Linked DNA regions of Homo sapiens: region 1 is linked to region 2. The links are chromatin loops, found by intact Hi-C in ENCODE. Cell type or tissue: heart right ventricle. All regions are shown on one strand. Links, peaks and the distances in the headings refer to the core of each region. The heading gives the core; the rest is flanking DNA. Region 1 has its middle 170 kb from the start of GRM3. Region 2 has its middle 470 kb from the start of LINC00972.

Region 1 (15,704 bases), core at 3,446-11,445, 580 kb before region 2:
AAGATTCATTCATTTCAGTGCAAGAGATTTCAAAGGTTCCACTGGCTTTTACTCAAGAACACTTACATGGTTGATAATGTGTTGAAATTGGCCCCTAGGGGTTTTGGTTTAAACTCAATCTACTTTTAGTTCCCTTTACGAAACTTAATCCAAAAAAGGCTTGGGGAGAGCATTTTTCAGAACAGCTCACTATTAAGTTCTTTACAAACCCCCCATCCCTACTTTCTACTCATCATTGCCATTTATTCTGAGGAGAATTTCAGAGGTCTGGACTAAATTTGGCTTTTCCTCAGGGCTCCTTCCCATCAGTATTCCCTGTATAGGAAATGGCTAATGTTCAAAGTTAAATTTTTTGGCTAAGTAAATGGAACTTAATCCATTTGTTCAGTGGTCCATGTGCTTCAAAATATCATGGGGCTTAATTCGATGTGCTGAGAGCCAAGTCACAGGGAACAGTTAGTTCACTGCATTTTATGCCTCAGTGTGAGGGAGGTGGGAATTGTGAATTTTTGGAAAAATAAAATTGGGCAAAAAATGGGGAGATATGGTTGGAACTTGAAAACTACCTCATTGATATTTTTTATCATCTCATTGGGTAACTTACTATTCTTTCATTCATTTGACAAATAATTTTTTGAGCATTGCTATGAGTCTAGAATTGTTTTAGGCAATAGGAACAAGCTGTGAACCAAAAGAAATGTTCCTGCTCTCATGGGTCTCACATTTAGCCAGGGAAAAAGATAATGAATAAATAATCAAGTAGGCATACATTATGCCAGCTGGTGATAAGTGCTAAGAAAAGAAATATTGTAAAGCAGCATAGAGTAACAGCTGGAGGTAGGGTGTGTGCTAGTGTAGATTAGACAGCATTTGAGCAGTGACCTGAAGAAAATGAATAAGTTCATATGAGTATTTGGGTAGGGGAAAGTCCTGAAGGGAGCAGAAAGTACTTAGACACTCAGGTGTAAACAATTTTTGTGTTGAAAGAACATTAAGGAGGCTAAGGTGGGATACAGGGAGAAGAGTGAGAAATGAAACCCAATAGGTTGGGGTGTGTGTGAATCATATTGAGACTAGTAGGCCATTATGAGGACTTTGAATTAGATCCAAATAAAATTAGTAGATGATCAGAGGATTGTAAGCAAAGAGGTAATCTGTCCTATATTTTAAAAGGATCAATCTGCCTGCCATATAGAGACTTCCAGAGAGTAGGGATGGACACAGGGTGCTACAGGTGAGGTGTCGGTGACAACCCCAAGACCACAATTGGAATGGTGAAGTTGTTATTAATATAGATTATAAGACTGTGGGAGAAACAAGTTATGGGGAAGATTGGAGGCCTCAGTTTTATACATTTTAACGATGATGTATTATTATATAAACTGAAGATTATTTACTATGTAAAGTGAAGATTTATAATTGAATATATGAGTCTAAAGGTCAGGAGAGAGGTTCAGGCTAAAAGAATAAATATGGGCATCCTAAGTATTTAGATCATTTAGAATCAAGGGACTGGTTGAAATCACTGAAGAAGCAAGTCTATAAATGAAAATGAAGTCTAAGGCTTGAGCTCTGGGGCATGTTAACATTTAGAGATAAGGTAGTTATGGAAGGCCCCATGAAATAGGGGAAATGAGACAATGTATAAAAGATTTATTGAAACCCTAATATACACAAGACACTGTGATAGGTCTGTGATTCAATGGTGAATAAAACTGTTTCTGCCCCTGAGGATTTCATAGTTTACTGGTGCTTTAATGGAGTTATTTATATAGAGAATTATATAGTATGTGCTCTAGGCTCAGGGAAGACAAAACTGCTATCTCTGCCTCGATATAAAAAATACTTTAGAGAAGAGGTGATATTTGAATGGATGAGAAACATGAGAGTGAGTTTTCCATGTAGAGCAGGTAGTGAAAAGCATTCTAGGTGCAAGAGATTGCTTGTACAAAATTGTAGAATTGGAACACATGAAATGCTGGTGGAAATGCAAGGAAGCAATGTCATTGTAGGATAAACAGACATGTGGAGTTGGAGTCACAGTGAATGGCATCTGTCACCTAGTGGCTGTGAAATTACCTTAGTTATCTTTCTTCTTATTTGGTTTCTTATTTATAAATCATAGTAACAATATCTAATAAGCACAGAAGAGAAAAAAAGTAAAAAATATTGGGTTTTTGTGTTTGTTATGTGTCATCCATTAAGCAAAGTACCTTAATATACACTACCAGTTAATCCTCACAATCTCATGAAGTAGGCAGCGTTATGCCCATTTTACATCTAAGGAAAGAGATTCATAGAGAGGCTGAATAATTTACTCAAATTTTTCCAGGTAGTTAGTCGAGGGGAGTCCTGAGTGTGGGGATTGTGAAGAAAGCCAGCATTCAAAACTAAGTTACCTGACTCTAAACAGCAGGCAGGAAGACGTGATGGCTATTTACTAACACTGAAGTTCAAGTTAGAGTAGTCAAAGTGAGTTTGTAGAGAACGGAATGGCTTTGGTGAAGTACAGACTGACCCAAAAAATTTCAGCTGAGGGGTTGCCAGAATAAAACTTTCCTAGCTTGAACAGATTGGATACATGGTGTTTTCATTCCCTGAAACAAAAGAAAACAAAACAAAACAAACACTGGGAGGAGCAATGAAGGACGTGGCAATTTAGTAAACCTTAGTGACTCAAGATGGCTTATTTATATCAGTTGGATCAGTGGAGTCCTTTGCCTATTAGCTCCATAAAATCTGGTCTCCGGACTCCTGGAACTTTGATTAAGACTATAAAATACAGAACGCATTTTTTCTTCAATTTACTTACAACCAAAAGGAGTCAGCCCCTGGAATTTATTTAAAACTTTGAAATCTCTCAGCATTAGTTTTTAAAGCAGTCCTTTCCCCTTATCCCTCCAAAATAGAAGCTGTTCCTAAAGATAGTTCTTTACTAGCAAAGGAGGACGCAAAATTTAAATTCTGGGGATTAGCAGGATGCAAGAAAAGATAAGCCTTTAGAAATGAGGTGATTACAATAATTAAAATAAAAAGGTAATTTAAAGTTTCTGATGCTTGAAGCTGGAAATCTTTGTACAAAGCTGAAATTTTCATACTCAGACCTCTCTTCTGAATTCCGTATCTAAATATCTTTCTATTGAGAACTTCAGTGTGAATAGTCCCCAGGTAACTTGAATGTCTCAGAGGCACCTTAAACTTAACATGTTGAAAACTGAAATTATTATAGTTTTTATTAGATCTCTCTTTTTCTTTCTGAAAGCCAAGTCTCAATGAAAGGTATAAACTGCTAGGCAGTTAAAACACTCAAATTGTTATTTGCCTCCTCCATTTCCTTTAACTCCTTCATTCTTCAGTTTCAATCATCCATTAAGTCCTGGCTTCCATTTTCCTGGTGCAGGCTCAGCTTTCCCAGTTTATCCGGAGCAGGATGAATCCCTGCTTTCAACGACCACTTTGGACTGCCTGTCATATGAAGCATTTATGAGCATAGTATGAAGACTACATGATGTATGTACAGTGGATCTCTACATACATTTTTTTGTACTTTACTCATGAGAAGAGGTGTTGCCGTTTGAAGATAAATAGGTTGGCTGTAAATCCAGTTTTTTTAAAAAATATAAATAGGTTGGCTATAAATCCACAGATTTCTTTGTTCTTCCTATAATCCTCTACATGGGATGAAATCGAGGTGATCATTAAGGCTAATTGGGAAAAAATTGAACGAGGGCTTTTAGAGAGACTTTCCATAATACTTCTAGGCTATCCAGGGTTTCTGAGAGGCAAAGTGATCTGTATTAAAAGTGATATATTGAAATATTGTTATTTGGCTTTCCATGTTTAATTTATTATTATTCCTAGCAGTAATACTTGCTGTAGACTCAGTAGAGAGGCCAGAATCATGTAGTTAAAGGCTTGAATTGTTCTTACTCCAAGGGAAGTAAATGGTCTTTTTGAATTTTACAGGAAGAGCAGTGTATTCCATATAATATGAGAGGGAAAATCCAGTGCATCCAAGGATGCCTTATGTGCATGTTCTTTTGTTTAAAATTTGTAAAGTATTGTTCTATTAATTAATCAAATAGGTTGAATGGAGAGGGAGGGAAGGAGGGAGGGAGGGAGGGAGAGAGAGAAAGAGAGAAAAAGAAAGAGAGAGGAGATGTCTCTGGTCTCTGTGCTTGGAGTTTGGAGAAATAAGTAGCCTGCCACAAATAATTGAAATTCCTGAGACTGGAATATGAGTGTGGAGGGGTTGACACATTCTGAGATTTTTGAGAATTGGTCTTTGAGTAAATGAATTATCCCTGGAATGACAGTTTCCATGGTGATTGCTGTGAGGATCTCTGAGGGGAGACTGTGTGTTGAGAACTGTAATTCAGAGAACTTTGAAAAAGTCTCATTGCTTGATCTGGAATTGACTGGGGAAATGCAGAGCCAGCTATCTTGTTGTGTTCCTGATGCCTGGGTAAAGGCCAGTGGCCCCAGTGACCAACATGAAGGAGCACGGAGAAGACAGAGCTTCATTTTTATGAACTGTGTATGCTTCACTGTTCTTGTCTGATCAATAGTAGGAAGTGAGACTTGAAAATGAATGGATGTTGGCCTGGTCAACTAAGATGATTGGCAGCTAAAATCTGGTTTTGATTTTACTGAAAAGAAACATGAGCTATTTGGTATTCTTAATGTTGTGGAGCAATTCATACTTATCCATAAGAAAATTCATAGTGATCAATAGTTCAGCTGAAATCAAATGTCTAGAAAAATAAATGGCTCATTTTAAATGTTGATGAGGTACTTAAAAACATGAGCTCCTGAGATCTGGGTAGCACTAATTTGTTTTATAGCCCCAGGAACAATGAATTCAAGCTTTTTGATGCCGGAAAACAATTAACCCTGGATATTGTCTAGGCATCATTATTTGTGTACCTCTGTAAATCAGTGCCGTCAATGCAGATGAATTGGTTTTTTTACTTTATGCTCATGGCTGGAAATTCCAAGTGCTATTTCTTAAGATATCTCTTTCCAACAGGAATTAATAGAATAGAAAAGCAATGACCAGTTTTTCCTCATCCTAGAAATGAAGCTATCTTTTCAGTTCAGTTACACAAATATATATTATGAGCCTACTATGCACATTCAATTTCCTGGCAGTGGAGTCTGTTGTAAAGATCATAGATTTAAAATTTATAGGGTCTGGTTTTATAATCTGTGCTCAATTATTTGCCAGATCAGTATCTACCAGAAAGTCATTTAACTTCACTTTCGACATTTACATTGTTATAGCAGTAATGCCTGTCTCACGGTGATATGACAAACAAGGTAATATTTGAAAAATCTTTTTATCAAGGGCTCTTTGTTGTTATCATGTAGAAGACTTTCTGTTCTGTTTTCAGAGTGTAATTTTGCTTATTTGTTCAGTCTATAAAATGAGGCAAAATTATCTCTCTTCCCAGTCTCTATAATTCTGTGATTCTTCCAAAAGAAGAGACTTTCAAAATTCACAAAATAGGTATTTTGGAGAACAGTTTATTGAGGCAATATAGTACTTTCAGTAAAAATATAATTAAGTTAAACCTATTGCATATGGGGTTTATACTGATAATTTAAAGAAAATAAACAATTATTGTAAAGGAGATATTAACAAGTAAATAATTCGTTTAAAATCATAAAACAAATCACAAGTAAAGACACAATAGAATTGGTTATATTGTATCCTCCATAAATTAGGAATCTTATTTATATTTTCTCAAAACAGTAAGCATTTGATAAATCATATTGAATTAAAAGAATCCTCAATTTTCAACTTCTTTTTTTAAACCAGTGGTTCTCAAACATAACCTTTAGTGTGATTCAGCATCACCTGTAGGGTTTGTTAAAGTACATGTTGCTGGGCCCCACTTCCAGAATTTCTGATTCAGCAGATCTGGAGTGTTCTAAAAATTTGCATTTATAACAAGCTCTCAGGTGATGCTGACACTGCTGTTCTGAGGACCACACTTTGAGAACCAATCTTTGTTCTCACATTTTGAGAACCAAACACCACTTTAATTACTGGTCTAAAATGCAATATGTAGGAACCACTTGGACAACTTTTGAAAGACACAGATTCCTGAACTAACTTTCAGAGATTCTGCTTCTGTAGGTACTGGCTGGGGCCAAGGTATCTGTGTGCTTTGAAAGCTCCCAGGACTTACTAAGAAGCCAGGTTTGGAAATTACTTCTCTACGTAAAGCTAAAGGTCTGTTTTGTTCATACATACTACGCCACATAGGCTTTTCCTAGGATTGAAATTCAGAATAAAGTTAACAATAAAACATGATAAAACAGCTCCCTGATGTAATGAAAGAAAGCAACAAATAAAGCTACTTCTTATCTAGGAAAATATTGGCTTACTTGATTTCCATTAAATTTCCATTAAATTTAAGACAACTTGACATTTTTATTTAATGTATATTCCCTTCCAAAGAATGATAACATTGTTTTGAGTTTTATACGTCCTTAAAAGCAAGTGGAAGCTGATACGCTAAGATTTCACATATATATTATAATATACATGATACCTTATAAATGTGATTCTGTTATTTATCTCTTTTTAAACTTATTAAGCAAAAGCATCACAGAAAGTATTTGGTTCATTCTAAATTTATCACAGTTATCTGAAAAATAGTCATCTAAGGCATGAGAAATGAGGCAGGTGAACTCTCACATAAGAACATTTTGATGACAGATTGTATTGAGCCACTCGCTAAAGAGTACCATACTTAATCATGTATCTTGGCCTTCTAAACGTTTGCTGTTTATTTCTCCATATCAAATGTTCCATCTGCATGCAAAGATGATATTATTTCATAACCAGTAGTTTTGCAAACTCCACATGGCAACCTCTAGCATCAAATTTTATCTTCTATAGTTTATCTATGGACAATAAAATTCTAAACCAGGATTGTGTTGTAAGCTCAGCAAATATTGAAAAAAGAATCTAAGCTGGCTTTTACGTAATTCTTTTAGTTATGTAATACAGAAATGGGTGAATGTTTATTTTGGTCAATACAGTAAGCAGGTGTGGCTTGAAGATAGGCCAGGATGAGCTAAATTAAGTCAAAGTGGAATTTTTACATAATTGCTTTTCTGACCACCATGAAAATTTATATTGCATATTATGAGATTAAAGGTCTTGCACAAAGTGAAGATTTAGAATCTTATTTTCTAAGTAAAGTGTACACATTTTTTAGTTTTGTTCTTTATTTCACCACTCTGGCAGGATGAATCTTGAAATATTGTTTATAATTTGTTTAGATTTTCTTTTACAATCAACCTTAAAGATTTTTTTACAGCACTCCTCAAGATTCTACTCCTTGTACTACCAAGGATCTAAATTTCCCATATATTTAACATGAATGCATGTAAATCATATGAAAACATTGGGAACTCTGGTTTAGAAAGCCTAAGAAGGCCACATCTGGCAAATAGTATGTTTTTAAATAAGTGTTTGCTTCATTTTTCTATAAGAATAATTGTGCTAAATTCAGAATTAAACTCCTCTTCCAAAGGATCACATACATCACATATTTATATCATACATATCATACATCACATATTTATGGGCCAAAGACACAGTGTTAAGTGCTGGGGCTATCCAAAGATGTAAAGGCAAAACTCTTGCCCAGGAATTTTTCTTCTACAAGGTAAGCAGGGATTCACAAGGACAATCAGCTGGGAGAAATACCATGGGGCAAATAGACCAGGATTCAGTGCAGGCTTCATGGGGACACAATTCCCAAATTAAAGGATATAAGAATCTTCAGTCTAGCCAAGATAAATAAGAGAATTATGCACCCAGAGAAGAGACCATAAGAGAATACGGTGCATTTGAATAACCGCAAGTTGGACGGTGGACAGAGACCAGAATGTGAAGGCCTCACCTGTTTCGTATGTTAAAATAAGAGCGTTTATATTTATTTCAGTTAAAACCTGGATTATTTCTCTATTTACATGGTGGAAAGCGACTTGCCAAGCTTTTGCTGGCTGTTCCCAACTTCACCATTTTCTTTGTAGATGCAGAGTCTACCAAGTGTAAATGCTGCCAAGTCACGTGTGAGAAGGCAACCACTAGGTGGCAGAACTGTACCATATTCTGTGGTCGGGACCAAAAAGCTGATCTCTTGATACCATCATCCTCTTACTCAGAGCAGGTTGGCTTCAGAATGGTGGTAGAAATCTAGGATTGTTCCGAAGCTTTGTTGAAGAATAACCAGCAAATTAAAGGGAGGTCTTATGACTGCAGACCACCTGAACTCCAGCTCTGCAGTGTTTCACTCATCCCATGGACTTTTGTTATTGGATGAATGCAGCATGGAGATATATCTTAAATTATTTCTTTGATTGAAAACGTAATCAAGGCTCATATATGAACAAACATGCACCATATTTCAATATAATTACCTCATAACTAAGCGCAGTGCAAAAAAAACCAAAATGTCAATCTTTTTTTTTTTTTTTTTTTTTTGGAAAATTGTCCTCCTGTCAACGTAGAATAAATCCATTACCATATGGCCCACCAATGCAGCAGAAAACATGGGGTCTAATGGTGTTCTGTTGGCAAACTCTTGTAATTGATTTATTTTTCTAAGCTACCAACTGGCTTGTTACTGTGTGTGTTTTAGTTATACTCTCAGTAGACACATTTGACTGCTTTTTGTTGTTGTTTCTATTTTTAAAAGCCTGCAATCAAAGTTCCAGAATTCTACAGTATTTCCAGATCTGCAATTTAGAATGGAAAAGTGTTGTGAACAGGTTGATAACACTAAATACATCAAAGTTTCTCTTCAATATAATGTAAATGTATGTTTAAATTTATGCAGCCTCTATGTTTAGTCACAAAAGATCTGCATATTTTGATACTCTTTTAGATAATAGTACATTGATTAAATTAATTCATTATATCTGTTAATCAAATTATTAATTTGATTAATTGGGTCTAAGCATGTTCCCTTGGTGATATAATCATTATCTTAGCCTGGTTTTATATTAACTTCTCAATGTGAAGTAATTAATACCCTGAAGAGATAATATCCTCTTGCCCTAGGTAATATTCAAAATTGTTTTAGATCTAAAATATAGAAAATGTAGGACTCTTTTACAGGCATTTCCAGCATAGGAAGAGGATTAAGGGAATGACATTTTATTTTGTATGTCTGTATTGGATAAAGGTAAGAGACATTCAAGTATTTCTAAGTAAGGAATAAACTTACATGTTAATATTTTAAATTTAGATTTTAGTTTTTGGCCATAAAATCTGTAAAAACTGTATTTTAATTAGACTTTTATATATGGAGAGACTCAGTCTCTGTCCAAAGTAAGTTAATCTGTAGAAACTATTCAAAGTACACACACACACTTGTGCCCGTGCACACATGCACCCCACCTATTTTAAGTATAATAACCCCAATGTCTATGACCAACAAGCAAATAACAATGTAAACTTTCAAATTACACATTACTAAAAGAACTAGAATGAATCATTAAAATCTAAAACTGTTTATGTTACAAACTTATATTGATTCTATTTTGTTGCCTACTATAATGAGTTCTTGTTTTTCAGGGACTTGTTATCTTTTGCTGGAAATGCATAACTATGCAGGGCTAGGATTTCTCTCCTTTCAAAAAAGAAGTACTGAATGGGATTGCAGCACTCTGGGCTGTATTCTCTATGAACATATTCCTCTCCTCTCCTCTTCTCTCCTTGTTTCCTTCTTCTTTTCTTTTCTTTTTGGATTTCTATAATCAAGACAAAAATATTAAAGAACTGAAATGGGGAAAATGTGTTTCTCAAGCTCCCCCCACCGCTTATTATTTAAATAAAAAAATAGACATACTGAAAGCATTATAAACTATTCACAAGCAAACTAGGTATATACAACTTATTTTAATGAAGGCTATAGAAAAAAACGCTTTTTGTTAAAAAATGCAGCTTTCTGAAATCAGTTTTTATAGGCTGGGATTTTAGGCTTCTGGATAAAACTAAATTCTTTATGGTTTTAATAATAATATAATGCACTTCTATCTGAATATAAAATCTCCTTTTTTATCTCATTTATCACATATAAATTAAATTAACCTTTGACTATCCTAAGGAAGATAGAAACTTATTTGTACACATATCTGACACTAAAATAAAGTGAAATGCAATGCCAAGTCGCTTGTATTGGCTCCTCTTCTAATTTCCCATATTGCTTTAGGAAAAAAGAAAGCTATGTACTACACATTTATGTAACATAAAATCCGACTTAACCATGCATATTCCTCAGTTGTTCTGATATTACAATTCCGGATGGAAACCTTTGAATTTTAGCTTGCTAAATTGTGTAAATTATTCTCTATCCAGCATTCTCTGTTTTTTAGAGATAAGATATTACTCTTGTCATCCAGGCTGGAATGTAGTGGCATGATCATAGCTCACTGGAACCTCGAACTCTGGGCTCAAGTGATCCTCTTACCTCAGCTTACCAAGTAGTTAAGACTATAGTGTGCTTGCCCCTAAGCCCAAGTAATTATTATTATTATTATTATTATTATTATTATTATTATTATTATTATTTGTAGAGCTGTGCTCTTGCTATGTTGCTCAGGCTGTTCTCAAACTCCTGGGCTCAAGATATCCTCCCATCTCAGCTTCTCAAAGTACTGGCGTTATAGGTGTTAGCCACACTTCCTGGCCTCTATCCAGCATTTTTGATGATCATATCCCAGTTTGATATCCTTCTCCCTATATAATGTATAATGCATTCGTCTGGTGAGACCCTTATCCTATTTTTAAATGCCTCCAGTAAATACAAGTCTTCGATTCTCCCATGCTCAGCCAACAGCAGGTGCCATAGTTCTCAGCCACCTTTTCTTGTCACTGTAGTCAAACAATAGATTTAGGCTTAAAGAGTAAAACCAGAGTGTGGGATAGATAGAAAAAAAATTGTAAATATTAGTGTTCTAGAGGGGCTTATGTAAATTATTTTTTTCAGATTTCTACAATCAGAAATTCAATTTTGGATTTCTTCTTGCTTTCTGCTATGACAATGTCTATACTCTGTGCACACATGTATGCTTTGGGAAAGATAAAACATTTCACTATATGAAGTATCTAGCATTTTCAAGTATGGAAGGAATACCATCAAGAAGCCACCCACCCAGCTTTTAAAAATTATCAACTCAGGCCTCATCTATTTTCTAACACTCAGATAATTATAAAACAAATCTGTGGCACTTTAACATTTTATCTGTAAGCATTTTAGTGTATATCTCTAAAATATGTTTTAAATATAACTATTATATAATTAAAACACACCTAAAAATTGATAAGAACTAATATAAAATGTATAGTATTTGTTCAAAATTTTCTGATTGTCTCATAAATACGTTTTACAGTTTAATTAGGTATCAAAAAGGTCTATACATTTGGTTGTTTCTTAAATTTTTAAACATTATTTTACTTTATGAACTGACAAAATTGTATGGGTTTATCTTTTACAACATGTTTTGAAGTATATATACACAGTGGAATGACTAAATCTAGCTAATTAACATATATATGTTTCCCTCACGTAGTTTTAATTTTTGCAGTTAAGAACACCTTATGGCCGGTTGCAGTGGCTCACCCCTGTAATCTCAGCACTTTGGGAGGCCGAGGCAGGTGCATCACCAGGTCAGGAGATCGAGACCATCCTGGCTAACACAGTGAAACCCTGTCTCTACCAAAAATACAAAAAAATTAGCTGGGTGTGGTGGCGGGCGCCTGTAATCCCAGCTACTGGGGAGGCTGAGGCAAGAGAATGACGTGAACCCGGGAGGCGGAGCTTGCAGTGAGCGGAGATCAGGCCACTGCACTCCAGCCTGGGCAACAGAGCGAGACTCCGTCTCAAAAACAAACAAACAAACAAAACAAAACAACACTTTACATCCACTCTTAGCATTTTTCGAGACTATAACATAAATTTACTTGTTCAATAAACCTGTAAATGGACCTTTTGGAGTTTCTTCTAGCCTGCATTTTACTAATTATAATCCCCTTATGTCAATAACTGTGTTACCCTGACCCCGGTACTTCTTGTAAATTGATAGGTAGAGGCAGAAGCTAAATCAGAATTGGGTGTGAATATTTTCAGAATATCATTTTCCTGAAGGCATGTAATGCCTGCTTATACCATTTTGTGTAATTGTAACAATTATAAATGGTCATAGATTAGGTCTATTATTTTGGGGGAGAGGTGTTATAAAATTGACATATTTTAATTCTGTTATTTCTTTTCTATTCATTAGCTAAAATACTGCAATAAAGAGAAAATTTGCTTCCTATTTCTCAATGTGTGGTTCCCGCAATAAATAGATAAACTCTTGATAGATTTTCTTTAAAAAACTAATTTAAAAATAGCATCTACTAATGGTGTCCAAAGATTGTTTTTAACCATTCATATATTTCATGTTCATATATTTATATATTCATGTATTTCAATTCATATATTTAAAAATACTTGCTGTGTTTCAATACATAGTAGTTTTTACTTTTAATGAGATTCAATTTGTTCTACTCTTGCATAAGGAGAGTTCTTTATGTTGGCTCCTGGCTTGGTCCATTTACCATGACCTTAGTAGTCATTGCTATCTTCTTGCTTTCTGCTATGATAAATGTTTCCAGGGAAATTTTGTCCATGTCCTTTCTCAGACCTCAAATCAGTCCTGCCCTCAAGAAGACCAGTTGCTTTTGGTGGGAAATAGTATTTACAGATCATTGAAAATCACAATCTAGGTATTAAGAGTCATCGTTACTACTGGTTTGTCATTGTTTCTAGGCTTTTTCAGTGACCAGAGTTTAAAAATTTTTGTTTATTTTGTAAAGACTACCATTAATAATTTTATATTAACAATTACATTTCCATTTAGGCCTACAGAGTTTCATTTTACTTCACCAGTCTCACATCTCCATTTCCAATGCATAAAATCCTGGATTTCAAATACACCAACATAATTTCCCAAATTATTTATCCCACAATATACACTATGCAACAGTATAAGACAAAAATACTAACCACTGCCACCAAAAATATAGTTGGTGAAACTGTTTAAGAATTTTTTAAACACCTTCTCCTTTTTTGGCTTAGTGTATATCTTACTCAGAATGTATGAAATCACTGTTTTATAGTAACTTGGAATAGTTTCTCTGTTTTTGAGTATGTCATCAGCTTAATGCACAGTTAGGTTTATTCATTTCATTGCAAATACAAATTTTTGAGATCATTTTTCTGTTTGTTTTTGTTTTATAATTGTGTAAAATATCTACAGAATTCCAAAGTGTGGCCTATAAAACCATGTGTACCAAGAGAAGCCTAGTGTTTCTTACTGTCTACTGTATCCTATTTCTTCCCTCATTTTTAATTTTAAAAAGTGACTTAAACTTCAATTGTAGTCAAATATATATATACATATATACATATATTCATATATATACATATATACATATATACACACACACATACATTTGTTTTGCCCTTAGATATCCACTTTTTCATGTTTTTTGTCATGTAAAATATACATTTTGGAGATCATTTAATCTTAGCACAGATATTTCTTATTTTTGTATAACTGCATAGTACTCCACTGTAAAGATAAAATATAGTGTATTTATTTTGTTCCCATTGTTGGGCATTTGCTGGATAAAGATTCTGGTCTATATGCCTTTTCAAAATTTTTACCAGTGGCCAGGTGCATTGGGTTACACCTGTAATCCCAGCACTTTGGGATGCCGAGGAAGGAAGATCATTTGAACCCAGGAGTTCCAGACCAGCCTGGGCAACACTGAGGGACCCTGTCTCTACCAAAAATTATAAAATTATCCAGGTGTGCTGATGTGTGTCTGCAGTCCCAACTACTTGAGAGGCTGAGGCAGAAGGATTTGTTTGATCTCAGGAGTTTGAGGCTATAGTGAGCTAGGATCACACCACTGCATGCTAGCCTGCTGACAGAGAAAGACCCTGACTGTTGAAAAATAAAATAAAAAAAAATAAAAAGCTTACCAGTTTAGCTTTGGGGTTGTTTACTAGCAGTAGAATTGCTGGGTCAAAGGGCAAATGCTTTCATAATTTTGCCAATTATTGCCTCATCAATTTTCTCATATATGGATTATGCTGCTTTGCATCCTTAACAGCAGTACATGAGAATGGCTCATTTACGCAACCTGGCCAACAGAGGATAAAGTCAAAAGTTTTGATAGTTTCTAATCTGTAGGGGAGAATTGGAAACCCAGTTAGTTTTAATTTGCATTCAGTTAAATGAGTCAGGTTGAGCATTTTCTCTTATGGTTAAAGGATTTATGCTTCTTTGTCTGTGAACAGTACATTTATATACCTTGCCAATTTTCCTTTTTTTTCATAGATTTGAAGCTCATATATTCTAATAACATTAGTATTTTGTCTATGATATAAATTAGAGGTAGATTTATATTATGTCATTATGGTGTTTCACTTCAAATATCACAATGGTGGTTATTTTTTGCTATGAAACATTTTTATTTTTATATCTATAGTCTATTTGTCAAGCTCACCAAATATTTTTTCCTTTGTGCATCTGGATTTGAGCTGTAATTAGGAAATTTTTTTTAACACTAAAGCTATAGAGGAATTTACTCATGTTTTTGTCTAATATTTATGTAGTTTCATTTTTAATATTTAAATTATGTAAATTTATGATTTCTTTGGAATTATTCTAGTGACTGCTATAAGGAATGGATCCTTTTTCATGATTATAATGGTATTAATTATACCTTTGTCTTATACCAAATTTACACATACAATTTGATTAATTTTTAATTTTTTAATTCTCTTCTAACAGTCTTCTTACTAATGGGCAAATGCCATCCACTTTTAATTAAAATGGCTTTATAATATTTAATGTCTGGTGAGGCTATTTCTCAATTAATGTTTTATTGGGAGTCAAGTTTTTTCTGATTATTTTTGCTTGATTGTTTTCTAGATGAACTCTATAATAGACCTATCTAGCTGTTCAATATTTATTTTTACAGGATTCTAAATTAACAAGCCAGAACAGATATTTTAATTATGTTGAGTCTTCTGTCCAACATGATGATATATTTTAAATCCACTTTCTTGGTGTAGTTTTTTATTGATACATAATAGTTGTACATATTTTGGGGTACATGTGATATTTTGATGCATGTATACAATGTGTAATGATCAAACCAGGGTAACTGGGATAAAAATCACCTCAAACATTTCTCTTTTCTGTGTGGATTGGGAACACTTCAATTCTTCTTTTCTTGCTATTTCAATTTCAATTTAGCTCAAGAAGACATGTATTTGAATTTTTAGTATTTTTAATTCCTATTAGGTATCTTTTTACTGCAAATCCACTACTCAACACACAATGAAATTCTTCAAATGTAAGCATCTATATATAATTCAAGGCGTTAATGCTAGTATTTTTTTTTAGCTTTTCTAGACTTGCATGGTTGAATGAATAAATTTATCGCACCAGTTTCTCTTCTATGAACTTTTTTTTTATTGGAAAATATGTTATGGTATTGTGAGTCAATAGAACTGGATTGCAGAACTGGATCATTTAAGTAGAGGTAGAACTTAGTGAAGGAAGCTACTTAACCTCCTTTACCTTCATTCTCTTATCTGTAAAAGGAGATGAAGGGG
Region 2 (15,704 bases), core at 4,947-12,946:
ATGTTTTATGTTAGCTATTCTGACAGATGTGTAGTGACATTTCATTGTGGCTTGAATTAGCATTTTCTTAATAGGTAAGGATGTTGAACACTGTTTCATGCAATTACTTGCCATTAGTGAAATGTCTTTTTCTATATTTCCCATCGTTTGATTTGATAATTTCTGTATTTACTCTTGAGGTTTAAGAGTTCTTTATATATTCTAGATATAAGTCTATCGCTGGATATGTGATTTGTAAATATTTTTCCCATACTGTTCCTTGATTTTCTTCCTGTTTACAGGGCCATTCAGAGAGTAAACGTCTTTTTAAAAATGAAGTCTATTCATTTTTTTTCCTTTAATGGATTGCAAGCAGCTAATTTTATTTCATGAGTTATTATCCCCAAAGTGAGAAAAGACCTTGTGCCAATCATTCTCCTTGCTGATATGTAAAAGAAGCAGTGAGATTATTTTAGGAATGGTTTTCTCCTAATCATACTAATGAAATGAAATTTTTAAAACGTGTTGTGAAAAAAAAGTCCTGTCAATATTGCCCTGTTCTATAATGACTTGTAATGGATTCTAGTGTAATCTACCCTATAAAACTTTATTCTTATGAATACCCACCTTATATATTATTTCTCCATATTTTCTAGCCTAGAAAACTAAAGAACCTACTAGAATAAAGAAGTAGGTCACTTAAAGAGCCCCGAATTAAGTGAATCACTTGTATTTTGGGGGAATTAAAGCTAATTGTCTCCAAAGCATTACATATCACTGTAATTACTAATACTTCTTTATTTAGGAAATGTAAAATCAGGCAACATCTGAAAGATATTTTCATGTCTCCCAGGAAAATTTTAACAGAAAGCTATACGTTATCCTTGACACCAGTCTTCCCCTAAGTCTAGTTCATTCTCTACAGTGTTACCAATGTTATATTCATAAAAATTAGATCTGATTGATACTTCCTTACTTAACCACTTCTGTTGATACCCCTTTGCTGACAGAATACATTTAAATCCTACGAAATGACAAGTGGGTCCCTTGCAACTCAGGAAATGCACCATATTTATCTAATGGCTCAAATAAAAAGCCAAGAGTCATTCTTGATTTTTAAAAATGCCGTCAATTCCTACATTCAGTTATTGAAAAATTATTATTAACACTACTTGCAAAACGTATTTCAAACCTATCCACCTCTATCTGTCTTCATGGGACACATAGTCCAAGGCATCATTATCTCTTTCCTACACTGCAGCCACAAGTCCTTTAATTGGCAACTTTTGTCTCCCTAAAACCTACAGGGATTGATCTCTTTAAAATATGAAATCAGGTCAACTACACCCCTGCTGCATTTCTTCCAGTGACTTTTCACTATGCAGAAGATTAAAGCCAGTCTTCTTACTAGCCTGAGAGTTTCTCCATGACCTGGCTTCTGCTTATCTCTCTGCCATCTCTTAGCAACTCCATTCTTTGTCACTCTCTGTCAGCAAGGTTTAGCCGGACTGGTCTTTTTTTTTTTTTTTTTTTCTTTTTAAGCTCACTTTTTTTTCAGATGCTGTTCCTCTGCCTGAAGTGTCTCTCAGCACTTAGTGAACCCAAATGTCATCTCCTCAGACAGGTCTTTTTTAACTCCTATCTGATGTTGCCCACATCCATTCCACTTGTTTGCTGTCATAGGAGCTAGCTTCTCTTTCTTTTTAAAAATGTAGCACTGCCTGGAATAACTTAACTTGTTTATTGTGAAATATCCACATAAGAATGTTAGTCCCTTAATAGCATACAATGTATCTCTCTTTTTCACTGCTCTATTTCCAGAAGCTGGGTGGTACCTGGAATATAGTATGTACTAACTGAATATTTATTTAAAAAAGCATTAATTTATCTATCTATATAACTAAATCTATCAAATATTCTTTAAAACATGAACCAAAGTTAATCTGAAACTCTTCCTGTGAAAAAAGTCATGTATTATATGCCTTCAACACAGAATTTGTCATTATTTCCTGTGGCATTATACTATGCCCTTTGTCATATGCTTTTTTTCCCATAGAGCATTTTTTCCCATAGAACTTTGTATTCCTTCACTTCCACCACCTTTCTTTGAAGAACTCTTATTTACCATTTCTTGGACTAAATTAGGAAAAATATTCCGTGATCTTACAAGGTTTGAAATGCTAATCAGAAAATGTCAACTTCAGATTTTTTTAAAAAAATCAGTATCTCAGCTCTTTAGCTGCTTAAGAGTCAAAAGGTACATCATTATATTATAATATACTCATATTCATCAGGCTGAAATTTATTTGTCATGTTGTGACATGTCTTTCAAATTCATATTTGAAGAAGTTTCACCTGTCAGAATTTAGTTGAGGAAGGGGTGAAGGCATTTGAAGAGTTTTCAAGCTCTGAAGTTCTTCTTAGTCACAGCTCATTGCTTGTAACCTTATTTCTCACTGGGCATGCATTTTTGTTACCCTCCCTCTTTTTATTTTAGTGCCAACCTGGTGGGCCAGCTGTCCCACCATCATTTAAATTAGGGTACCACCATCCATGCAGTAGAGATGTGAACACAGAAAAAACACTCTTTTTAAATATCAGTGTTAGAAAGAATGAGATATTTATAAGAATGAATAAGGAAGTAAAGAAACTTGGTTTTTAAAAATTGTTAAGTGTATAAATATATTTTTGAGAGCAGAGTACCTTATGTCAGCAACCTGCTTTACTTGGAGAAAACCTTTGACAGTCTTTATGCTTTGGTTGCCTAATAGTATTCTGTCAGGAGTAAATTGGGTTTCTGGTAACACATTTGCTTTAAAACAGCATAAAACCTAATGACCATGTCAAGCTATGTTTGCCAGGATAATTGCTTAAATTTGGATTTCTGATTCTCTTGCTCAATCAAAGGCCATGCATTGAATGTTGGCAGACCAGACAATGAACTTATTTCACATTTTGTGGATAGATACAAACTGAGTCACAGGCTTCTCTCCTTTCAGACCTCTGATTATTTTAGCAGTGATAATGACCCCAGCATTTTCCAACCTGATACTGCATTACAGAGCACAAAACTTACAAACTATAGTATGAAAAATGTTAGGGATAAACCAACTTAAAGATGGCTTTTTGGGGGGAATAAAAGACTTACTAGCTATGTGCTAGACTCGGTTTTTAATAAAAACTATTATTATACGTTAGAGGAAAAAAGTTACATTTGGATGCTAGCAGATGTTAAAAACGTGAACCTATTTGACCTCAGTTCCTAAAAAGGTATCTTTTCTCTTCTTGCATTTATTCTCAGAATTATTAATACTTCCTTTGTACTTTCTGTTACATCTTCCACCATTCTTCCTTTGTTTTTAATTCCATGTTTTTTTTCAGTAACATTTATATTTGTCATCTAGTGTACATTTACAAAGTATGATTTTATGTCATGATTTCTGTTTTAAAGAAGCATATTTAAAGTCAGCCTAAAGGTTTGAGGCAAGCTTCAATTCTAGCTCTGTCATTGTGCCTCTAAATTTTTTCTTTAACATTTACTGGCTCATAGGAATTATTTCTTTTCCTGGGTTGGAAATATGACCTCACCCATACAGCCTACAAATGTACATATTCAGTGACATGTTTCCAATGTTTCTCTTCACTTAGTTGATTTTAAATCATCCGATATACACACTCCTGTTGCCTCCTCCATCTCAAACACAAATAAGCACCCCTTTGCATATATTGCTACCAGTCATTTTTTGTTTATTCCAACCTAAGCAATGTTTCATGTTTTTTTTTCCCTTTAGCTCTAATATAGAATCATCTCCCATCGATATTTTGATTATTCTTTTGATGGTACTTTGCTTTCATTTTTAGAAGTCTCACCACAGGGAGCAAAAGCATTTCCCATGTAAAATTATATAAAAACATGGATAGAGAAAATGAAAACAAGTGGAGCTCAGAATCACGTTCATAGAAAATTAGTTCCTTGAAGAAAACAACTTATTTAGGATCTCAGCGACTTACATCTAGATTCCCGTAATAGGATCTTACTAATAGTTTAACATTTATTTTGTCTTTAAACATGAAGAGGAAGAAGAAGAAGACAAAGAAGAAGAGGAGGAGGAGGAGGAGGAAGAAGAGATCAAATATTACATGGAGGAAAGTCTTTGGTTCACTAGGGCCCAAGGCTGGTTCTTAAAATTTGCAGATTCAAAAATTCTGTCAGTGTGTCTAGAGATTGTTTTGGTAATGATGCTTGTCAAATCAAGAAGACAGGAACTATTATGTTCATTAAACATGCATATTTATTGATTTACAAAACCCACGTATCAGCTAGATTACTTTCTGCCTCTTATTAATCTGGTTAACCCTGGCTAGACCACCAAACACAAAGTTTGTGACTGTCAAAATAATTTTTCTTTTTTTTCCTTTCATATTAATTCACTGACTTCCACAGGTTTTTCTGCTCTCTTTAATATGTGAGTATTGCTTTTATTCTACCTATGCTATTCTAATAAGTACTACTTCTTCACCATTTCCACAAACACTTCCAACATTTAGAGGCCTTGATACCGTTATTGAAAATGTGGTCTGTGTGCGTGTGCGAGACGGGAAGCCGGGTGGGGGGCGGTCTCGTGCTCATGTGTAGGAGTGAATGGTGTTGGAGGTCATGAGGAAGATGTGTGGATTTCTCAACTAACTAAGCCCCAGTTAACTGGGGATTCGAGAGACAATGTCCTCCTGTCTTATAATATTATATTGTCTCTCTATTCCTTATTTTGGCCCTCATCTGGGTTTTTTTCTTTTCTTTTCTTTTCTTTTTTTTTTTCTTGGTTTTTTTGAGACGGAGTCTCGCTCTGTTGCCCAGGCTCTGCTCACTGCGATCTCCGCTCACTGCAACCTCCGCCTCCCGGTTTAAGGGATTCCTCCTGCCTCAGACTCCCGAGTAGCTGGGACTACAGGCTCCCGCCACCACACCCGGCTAATTTTTGTATTTTTAGTAGAGACGGGGTTTCACTATGTTGGCCAAGATGGTCTTGATCTCCTGACCTTGTGATCCGCCCGCCTCGGCCTCCCAAACTGCTAGGATTACTGGCCTGAGCCACCGTGCCCGCCCGGCTTTGTTGTGTTCTAACCTATGGCTCAAGTTCTTATCAAAATGTATTTTCCTACAAAAACTTTAATTTCTCAAAAAGAATTTCAGTAAATGTCAAAAACAATGCTTCTAGATACTAATGAATTTGAAATAAAAAGAGGGAATTTGATGGTCTTAAGAAATTTGTTGCACCAATCTGATAAGTGCTCCCGTGTTCTGGTGACACTAATGCCTACCAGATGGTGTCTTTTTCCCTTTGACAGTTTTCCTGAAAAATTGATATTTAATTCCTGCTCTTGTAGCATGTGTACATACCTCAGCACATGCCTCTACTTCTTTTCACTTGACATATTTTTCCTCCGGAAACACCAAGGTGTGTTCCAGCACTGAGGATACTCTTATTTTCATCCTGATATTTTCCAGTTCTCTGCATTTACACAATTGTATACATTGTTTTGTGATAGATGACTGAATGAAATAGCAACACTCCTTCATTATATATTATTATTCATTTAAATATCACAAGGCAATTCATTTTCAATCTCTAGAGTAAATTCTTGTAATTTTTTCTGTGCAGACAACACCATAGCTTCTTCAGGCATTATTTTAAACTTTCTTTTCCACAGAAAACCCTAGCAATGGCTCTTCATGGCTTCTTATATTAAATCACATCACAATACCATGAATCCACAATGATAATATGCAGAATATGTTCCAGAAAACATTTTCTCAAAAATATAATGAGCATGTTCCTGACATTATTTGTAATCATCAGAAAAAAATATTGTTGCCATATAATAAAATTGCTATTTTATATGTGGTATGTATTATGTGTGCATGTATGTATGTATTTATAGCCTACCTTACATTTCCTAAAGTGCATTTATATGCTATTGAAAAATAGTTTACTTGTTTACCTGTAGCTCTGGGAATCAAGATAACAAGGTCTACATTATAGATTTGTTTGACCAGTTTTAAACCATTGAAACATTCTACCAGAAAAACAGTCATACTCCAATTCTCATTTTCTAATCTTTCTTTGCATCTCTTCTCTGTACTTGAAGCTTTCTTTGAAGTGGGTGTAAGGGATATAAAGGTTAACAGGAGACAGAAAACCTAATGCTTTAAAGTTCACTTATCATTTATCCAACATAAATTCTCAAGAAAAGACAGCTCACTGAATGCTTATCAGTCATTCCTATTGTTTGATATCTTGGCACCCAATTAACTAGGGATTCAAGAGTTCAGCTCAACTTCAAAAAAAAGAAAAATAAGATTTCTTTCTTTTTTTAACTGTACTTGGGACACTGTCCTATAGATATCTATTTTATAACATCATATGTATGCGTTTTTAAAAATTTCAATTTTATTAGCTTTGTGAAAATTAAACGTCTGAACTAATGGTACCTAGTGATACTCACAGTAGCCTTAAGGTAGAAGTGAAGTATTTGTAATAGAGGCCAAGCCGGGCAACCCAGCTGGTGTGAGTAAGTTCAATAACTAATATCTTCAGTTCCATGAGCTTCAAGGTCTAATTAATGCCTGTGAAAAATGAATATTTCCTGGAGATTCACTTGCTTGAAATAATTCAATCCCTCAAAGCTATTAAGAATGGGTAATCTCAGTTGGAGCAATGGGTCAAGGGACCATAATGTCAGTTTTCATTGTTCGATTTAATTAATTTAGAAGTCCTACACTTGTTGAACAAAACTACTAGGTGAAATGTAATCAGTTGTAATGTTTATTATTACTGACATATTTTATTTACTTGAGATTTTCATGTTCCCTATACATGAGTGTCAGGATTTTTTCTTTCTCATACTTCTCCAGAGGAGTCTGCTAGTCCCATCTTGGACTTATCCTTTTGAGTGTTTTTGTGGCCAGATTTCCAAGGAGGATACATGGAGCATGACACATATTAATGAATGGTTTACTTATGGATATGTCCTATTTCCAGTATTTTCAGTATATTTAAAATGGAACCTTTCTTGTGCCAAGAAATGATTATGATAGCTAGTAGACTTGGATCTTTGTTCCAATTCTGCACAGTTACTCCTTCCTGAAACAAAATGTGTCAACCCAGATACTGCACTTTAATATGGCTTCTTTAGTGTCCTTATGATACCTCCTGGGTCCCAGAAAAGAAATCCAACAATAATTCTCGAGTATACACTAATTTATATACTGAACCTAAGTATGATTTGATTAATAGGGTCGGCATACAACTAACAGCATGTTTTTTGTTTTTGTTTTTGTTTGATGTTGTTGTTGTTTTGTTTTTTGAGACCGAGTCTCACTCTGTTGCCCAGGCTGAAGTGCAGTGGCACCATCTCGGCTCACTGCAACCTCTGTGCCCTGGCCTCAATGATCCTCCCAACCTCAGCCTCCCAGGTAGCTGGGAAAACTGGCGTGTGCCACCACATTCAGCTATTCTTATTTATTTATTTATTTATTTATTTATTTATTTATTTAGGTACAGGCTGGGTCTTGCCTTGTTGCCCAGGGTTATCTCGAAATCGTGGGCTTAAGTGATCTGCCTGCCTCAGCCTCCCAAAGTACTGTGATTACAGGTGTGAGCCACCATGCCTAGGAAACAGCATTGATTTCTTTTTTCTTTTCTTTTCCTTTCTCTTTTATTCTAGCTGCCAAGAGACCCAAACAAAATTGAAGTTTAATTCTTACAATTGTATTTGACACCTATAGTTGAAATTTTGAGTAGACAATTTCAAGCTTGAATTCTCCCATCATAAAGGACACTGGGATAGAAAATTAAGTAACCTGACATGGCATGCAGACATTTGGTAGTAGCTATAATAAATTTATATTAAATAAATACAGTATGATGTTAGCTAAGGGGCCTATGAAAATAACTTTTAGCAAATAGAGGGCATTTCCCTATAAAGCAACTTCTCCAGTTACACATTCCTGAAATTGGCAAGTAAGATAATTCATTGCAAATGTGATCTTCAACATTTTACATGTGTTTTTCATATTTTTGTTTTCTTCCAAGTTGTATAGGCTGATTTCTTATTTTATAACTTAATTAAATCTACATAGAGTCTGAACCTAGGTGTGAGTTTAAAAAAATCTGATACTGAAGGTAGTGGTCAGAACATAGAGTGAAAAAATACAAAATTATTAAAGTATTGAAATGATGATCAACATTTAAACCTTAGCAAACTTAAATATCAAAATATATTAAATACCTTAAAACTCTAGTTCTGTTTTATCCTTCAGTATCTCATTATTTATCTGTCAATATTCCAAACAAATAAATGTATAGTAATTAATACTACAATAATTTAAATACAATATGTAATAAGTAGGCTATATTATCTAGAAAATCAAGTTTAAAATACTTAAAGAGGCATAAATATTCACTTCAGAATTGTGCACCTCTCTCATCTCCAACAGAAAGAGAAATTTTACTCTCAGACTCTCCTTACCATTGAAGGACACATTCTTCTCTTGCAAGGGTATCTTTTTTTGACTGCTGCGTATGGCTTCAGTCTTGGAAACACTATATCACTGAGAATGATGTTTTTGTTATTCTGTTTCCAATCCTGGTCTCCCTTAGAGATACCTAAACCTAAGACTGGCTAGTTGCTATCTTTCTCCTAAACATAAGTATCCTAGAACTTATCCTAACACCTTCATAATTCAGAATTGTTATGTAAAGAGAATCTTCCTTCAAAGAGAATTTGTAAATGGATTGAGATATTGCTAAATATACACATTTAATTAGAACACAAACACATGAAAACTAGATAACACTGGAAATTAATCCCATAGAATCAACCAAGTGTCACTCTTAATTTTACTTATCAGTCACAGAAAGAAAAATACCCTTAAGATTCTTGATGATCTGACAACATCTATCATAACAGGGAAACTGATGAAAGAAAAAAATGACATTTGCCTAAGTTGACAAAAATCTTGCATTTTACACAATTAAAGAAGCACACACCTATATTAGGTTTTACTGTAAAAAGTTCAAAGACTACATGTGAAAAATGTTATATTGAAAGGCAGAAATTCAGTAAAATCAGTATTCTGCCCATAGAGAACTGTTATCAGCTCTGGGAAGATTTAGCTTATATCAAAGTGCCCTCTTGAGGATGTAAACATAACTACATGACTGAAAGTATTACTGAAATGTCAAATGCTCTAATTGAATTACCAAAAGATACTTTTGCAAATGGTCAGATGTGCATCAGAACTAGTGAAGATGTATCTCTTTTTTTCTTTTTTGTAAAGCAAGGTATAATTTGCATATATTTTGCTATTGACTGATTAAAAGGGAAGAATTTTGCAAGAACTGATACTCTAATGGATAGGAATTTTTGTTCAAATCTTACTAAGAAATATAATATAATTGCTATTGTGAAATAAATATTGTTCTCAATAATTCTGTTTAATTTCTAAAAAAAAATTCTCATCATTTTATTATATTTCAGAATCTTGGACTTTGTCAAGGCATTACTAGGGGGTAAGAAAGGCTAGTGTGGGCATTGTCTACCAGTCCACACAAGTTACTCCTGAATTGCTGGATGTTCAGCCCAGTGGCTACCTCTGACGGGGTGGTTTTCTTGGAGCTGCAATGCAGGATTGGTACATTTAGCTCTAAGTGGGTACTTGAAAGGCTGTCAAAGGTAATATGAAGGTAACTTTCTTAGTGTAAAATTTAGATAAATATTATATCTTTGTTTTTGCAAGTTTAAATATTATATCTTTGTTTTTGCAGGTTTAAACCTTTCTGGTTTGTGGAGAACAAAATTCTAATATGCTAATTCTATGTTAATTTTGATGAAATGCTAATCACCACATTAGCTCTAGACTATAAATACAGTGTATTTCTCTTCCTGGTTTTAAACTAGGGCTATATTAAGTTTATAGATTTGCAAATGTATATTTGTCAACAATAAGAAACTATGAGGATATAGTGTATCTTACAAGTGAAAACAGTAGTTAAAAGTTTACAATTAGGAGAGTTTGCAAGAAAATACTCATGAGATATGTGAGAAAAGAAGGAACAATAAGTCAAGCAAGTGGGAAGGAGTATCAAGTTTAAAAATTTTAACACCAGAACTACAGAGAATATCATTTGAAAAACTAAATTCAGCTTAAAGAGATTTCTGCTCTAGGGCAGGTTATATACCTAGTGCGAGCTTCTACACAGAATAACTAGGAAGGCCATGAAAAATACTGAAATTGTGTCTTTTAAGGCAATAGTACTTATTTAAGATTGAAAGATGAGCTTCACATCCATAGGGAAAAACCACATGATTATTACAGAATATGGCTAATATTATATTGAGAGCAGGACCAAGATAGTAGAGGTCAAAGAGTTTTAGGAGATGTAAAGTTTCAGCCCAGGCAGTATAGAAAGGCTCTATTAACACTTCTTTAAGATCCCAGTATCCACCTAAAACAGAAAAGTTCCATCTTAGGAATAAGGACCACATCCTAGAGTAAGGTCTGCCCTAGTCTAGCCTCACTTAGATTTTCCCCCTCCAAGTCCATAAAGACTTCTATAAGATAGTACACCATCTGGAGCTCCTTTTGTCTGCCAGTCAACCAAAGGCCTATTTCCATTGGCTAATGCCCAAGAATCAATAAAAAGTCATAATACCACATTAATATTGTTATTAGCTAGTTTATTTAATGTCATAAGCATTACCTATTTAATTCTGCCCATTCACCAGGTTTATCTTTTTCTTCATCAGTTAAATTACAGCAATTAATGCACTGCAATGCAGCTAGTTTCCAGGTTGAGTGCCTGCCCTTCACTCTTGAGCAACTATCCTTAAACTCTGATTCATGTTTGGCATCATCTGATTATAACTGATTACAGAGGGAAACTCTTTCAGCAATGGAGTTAGAAAACTCCTCAGGGAAGCTAACATAGGACTGAAGTCATAGTCGTCACCTGCTCATATGGATGATGGGCACTTCCAGTGGCTCCCCTGATCTATATTTTGGACATATTATTTTGTTCAATAAGGAACCTCTCCTGCACATCTTCTTACCTGTTGGAATGAAGATTTTACATAAAACCATAAACAATGGACATTTCAGATCTCAAAATAATTTTATAATTTTCCTTAGGATAACATCCAACAAATGCCCAATCACAGACAAATAACTGCCTTGCAATGAGTGTCAGATTACTTTCTAGCCCAAAACCCCAGCAGTTGCTGATGGGTAGGTGTCTTGGCTTTTCCTGAGGGCTCCAGTCAACATGGCTATGGTGTGGGAGATATTTCCATGTGCAAAATTTATTTCAGTAGGGATTCAGAATGTACAACCTGTACAACAATTTCATTCATTATTAGCCTGACATAAATCTTTTTGATCAAAACAGATATCTTCCTGACTTCCTTCTTGGAATAAATAAATATACCCCTTTGCTTTACAAACTCAGTCACCAGCCATAACTTTATGGTTCTAGCATTCTTGGATTGTTTCTCATTTACTTTTATTTCTGCTAAAAGAGACAAAAGCAGCTAATACTTCCTCTTTATTAGAATTTTTATTGTTTTGGATTTAGCACTTCCCCTAAACCTTGATCTACCAACTGCAAGTGGCATTGATACAATTTTGTCTCATCAATGCTTGCAGTGTTTTTGTGACTTCACCCCACGGAAGCCCAAAGGCAACAATGATTTCTCACTCTTACTTTTCTTGTCTTTCTATCTCTCAAGTAAAGCCTTACTCATTTTTAAAATTACAAATCAGGAATTATTGCAAAAATCTTCATAATGTTAACTGCATATGTTACACAGTTCAGATAATTAAAAACATTCACAACCTTCCACAGAGCATACTCAGGAAGTCTCTAATAAAGGCAAAGGTTATAGTATGAAGTAGAAAGACAGCACAGGCCAGGAACAGGGCCCAACATACTGCCAGGCTCTGCTCTCCTGGATCATTTCTTAGTCATACGGAATTAGCATTTGTTTCCAGATCATGAACCACCAAGATGTGTGTGAGGAATTGTATTAGTTTTACGTGGCTGCTGTAACAAATTACCACTGCTCTGAGGGCTTCAAACAACAGAAATGCACTCTGTCATAGTTCTAGAGGCTAAAGTTCCAAACTCAGCATCACTGAGCCCAAAATCACACTTCTAGCAAAGATATTCTCTCTCTGAAGGCTCTAGTAGAGAAACTGTTACTTCCCTCTTGCAGCTCCTGGTGACTCCTGGTGGCTGCTGGCATTCCTTGACCTGTGGCTGCCTCACACCAATCTCTGCCTTCCTGATGACATTGCTTTTTCTTCTTTTGTGTGTGTCAAATCTTTCTCATCCTCACTCTTATAGGGATACATGTGATTGCATTTAGAGCTTACCTGAATAATGCAGGATAATGTCCCCATCTCAAGATCTTTAACATAGTCACATCTGCAAATTGTTATTCTTTGTTTTTGCCATATAGAATGACATTAACAGGTTCCAAGAATTAGGGCATGCATATGTTCAGAGGAAGCATTATTTGGCCTACCACAGGAATCTTGACTTCAGGGGGGCTCATGCAAATGCTTCCATTGTGGTTTTATATGACCTACTGGTCACACAGCCAGGACAGGTGAATTAAACTTTTGTACCAACAATAAGACATAAATAAACAAGCTAGCCCTAGGTGCTGCCAGAGAAGCTTCACATATTAAAAGCACATTTTAAGTCACTATTTAGCCCATCCAATCAGAACCAGGATTCCAGGTACCCCTTAGAGGTAAGCATGGAGTTTTGTCCAAATCTAGCTGTAAGATCACTCTTACTGAAGGAAGAAATAATGATTTAAATGCTCTTCTATGATTCAAGGAGCAAAAGTAGGTTAAATTAAAGAAAAATATGAGAAAAGAACATGAACCTCAAAATGAACTCCCTACTTGTCTGTCACACTACTTCATTTTCTGCCATTAGAGCAGAAGTAGCAAGAGAACTAGAATTAGAAGTGGAGCCTGAAGATGTGACGGAAGTGCTGCAATCTCATCGTAAAACTTGAGTGGTTGAGGAGTTGCTTCCTATAGATGAGCAAAGAAAGCAGTTTCTTGAGATGTAATCTATTCCTGGTGAAGATGCTATGAATATTGTTAAAATGGCAACAAAGGATTTAGAATATTACATCAACTTAGTTGGTCAAGCAGCTGCAGTGTTTGAGCGGACCGACTCCAATTTTGAAAGAAATATTTACTAGGCGTAAAATGCCGTCAAGCAGCATTGCATGCCACACAGCAATCTTTCGTGAAAGGAAGAGTCAATCAATGAGGCAAATTTCACTCTTCTTGTATTTCCAGAAATTGCCATAGCCATCCCACCCTTCAGCAACCACCACCCTGATAAGTTAGCAGCCATCAGCATGGAGGCAAGACTCTCCACCAGCAAAACGATTATGGCTCACTGAAGGCTTAGATGATAGTGCCAGTATTTTTTAGCAATAAGCTGTTTTTAAATTAAGCTTTAATTAAATTACATTCTTGTAGACATGATGCTATTGCACACTTAACAGAATACAGTATAGTGTCCATACAACTGTTATATGGACTGGGAAAACAGAAAATTGATGTGACTGACTTTACTGTGATGATCTGGAACCAAACCTGCAATATTGCTGACATATACCTGTAGTAAAGCTATGTGTCCTTTTAGGCCTAATTGGTATTTTTTTTTAATTTTTAACTTTTTTTATTTTACTTTAAGTTCTGGGATACATGTGCAGTACATGCAGGTTTGTTACATAGGTATATATGTGTCATGGTGGTTTGCTGAACCTATCAACCTGTCATCTAGGTTTCAAGCCCCGCATGCATTAGTTATTTGTCCTAATTGTTATTTTAAGCTATGTGAAACAGTGCAGAATATGTGTCACTAGAAAACTACAGATAAAACTACAGGCAAGTCTCAGCAGATCTTGAGCAGATATTGCTATTATATTCATTGAGCTATGGACATGTAACTTCTGCTCTTTTAGAATTTTATAATTTATAAAAATGATGTATTTGAAACCAAATATATTAAAGAGTAAGATAAACTTTTTTCCAAAGACACAAGAGAAATTTTAAACAACTGTTTTGATATTCAATTTTTTCTTACATTCTGAGACAGAAAGAGCTAGCCATACCAGAAATTTCATAATAATTTGATAATTATGCTGAAATCAAGTTGATGTATATAAAACATACATTTCTTGCAAAAAAACAAATAAACAAAGATAAATAAATAAATAAGCAGCCTTTGGTTCTTTGGAAGAAAGAATGATTGCCATGTCATTTGCAACTCACTTGCAACTCAAGCGGGCCCTGACCCTCATTAAAATATCTAAATATAGTATCGCAAATAACCTTAGAGCTAGTTTCAGTTTGTAGAAAAGATTGCATCCCTAGTAACACAATAGTGTAATTCCTAAATTGATTTTCTTTATTGTTACAATAAAGAACATAAAGGCAGAAAAAAGGATATTCATCAAAATATTATATTAACTGCAAACAAATTGCATGGCCAATTTATTATTTCACTAATATGTGCCCCTACGACATCTGTAGATAATAAGTAGAAAATTTTGATTTTATGTAAAAATTAATGTTGTAATATTTGCATAATATTTATACAAAAATTAACCTATCTCTCCCCAACTGTCCCCAACTCCTATAGTTCCAACCTGTCTCCAACTCCTCCTAAGCTGTAGCCTGCTCCAGTAAAAAAAAATTGATATAATGATTATCTTATAAAAATCATACAGTTGGCACGTGTTCTTGATGATACATGTAAAAAAACGTATTGTTGTGAGCTGCAAAGAAAGCAAACCTTTCTCAAATACATTTTGGGTTGGGCATGGTAGCTCACGCCTATAATTTCAGGACTTTGAAAGGCCAAGATGGGCAGATAGCTTGAGCCCAGGAATTGGAGCCCAGGCTGGGCAACATGACAAAACCATGTCTGTACAAAAAATATAAAACCTAACTGGGTATGGTAGTCCCAACTATTCTGGAGGGTGACGGGGAAGACTCGCCTGAGCCAGAGAACTCCAGGCTGCAGTGAGCCGTGATTGTGCCACTGCACAGCAGCCTGGTGACTGAGCAAGACCCTGTCTCAAAAAAAAAAAAAAATATATATATATATATATATTTTAATTAGCCATGTATTTACCATAGATCACAACTCTCAAAATCAGAAGGCTGGGTTTTAAATCAGAGAACAATTCATTGACATGTTTTGAATATCAGTTGACTCATTTGTAAAGCAAGGGTAATAAATTGTGGTCAAATATGATAATATACTTAAATTGAAAGCTTAGAGCAGTTGATGCATCAGACAGAAAACCTGCCTTCAAATCGTGGCTTCATCATTTAGTAGCTGCGTGACTTTGGGCAAAATCATTTATTAAAACTCTAATCTGCTAAGTGATTATTTTAATGGCATGCTTATTTTATAAAGTGATAATGTGAATTAAATTAGTGTATGAAAAGCATAATAAGTTCTAAACAAATGATAATTCTCATCAGTATTCGTCTTGTAATACAAGTATCTGTTCCCTTTCCCTTCTTGATGCAAAATGCTTATAATGTAAATAACAACACCTTTGCTAGAGTTGTGAGTGAAAAATGAGACTGTATGTATAGAAGCATTTTAAAAAACAGAAAG

The links. Peaks named below come from ENCODE experiments on the same cell type or tissue, not always from the same donor. Only the 100,000 strongest peaks of a DNase experiment are listed, where the experiment ranks them.
Region 1: a loop joins it to region 2, with 11 times the contacts of the local background. A loop is called at or near these places in 48 of 110 quality-filtered maps.

The regions. Positions count from the first base shown.
Region 1 is chr7:86,462,286-86,477,989 of GRCh38, reverse strand. No RefSeq gene overlaps it. Among named protein-coding and RNA genes, the nearest start is that of GRM3, 170 kb to the left of the region's middle. In heart right ventricle, for the core only: a CTCF peak has its summit at 8,099 (motif pointing right); a DNase peak (open chromatin) is centred at 8,097.
Region 2 is chr7:85,883,909-85,899,612 of GRCh38, reverse strand. No RefSeq gene overlaps it. Among named protein-coding and RNA genes, the nearest start is that of LINC00972, 470 kb to the right of the region's middle. In heart right ventricle, for the core only: a CTCF peak has its summit at 9,174 (motif pointing left); no DNase peak of the experiment used is centred there.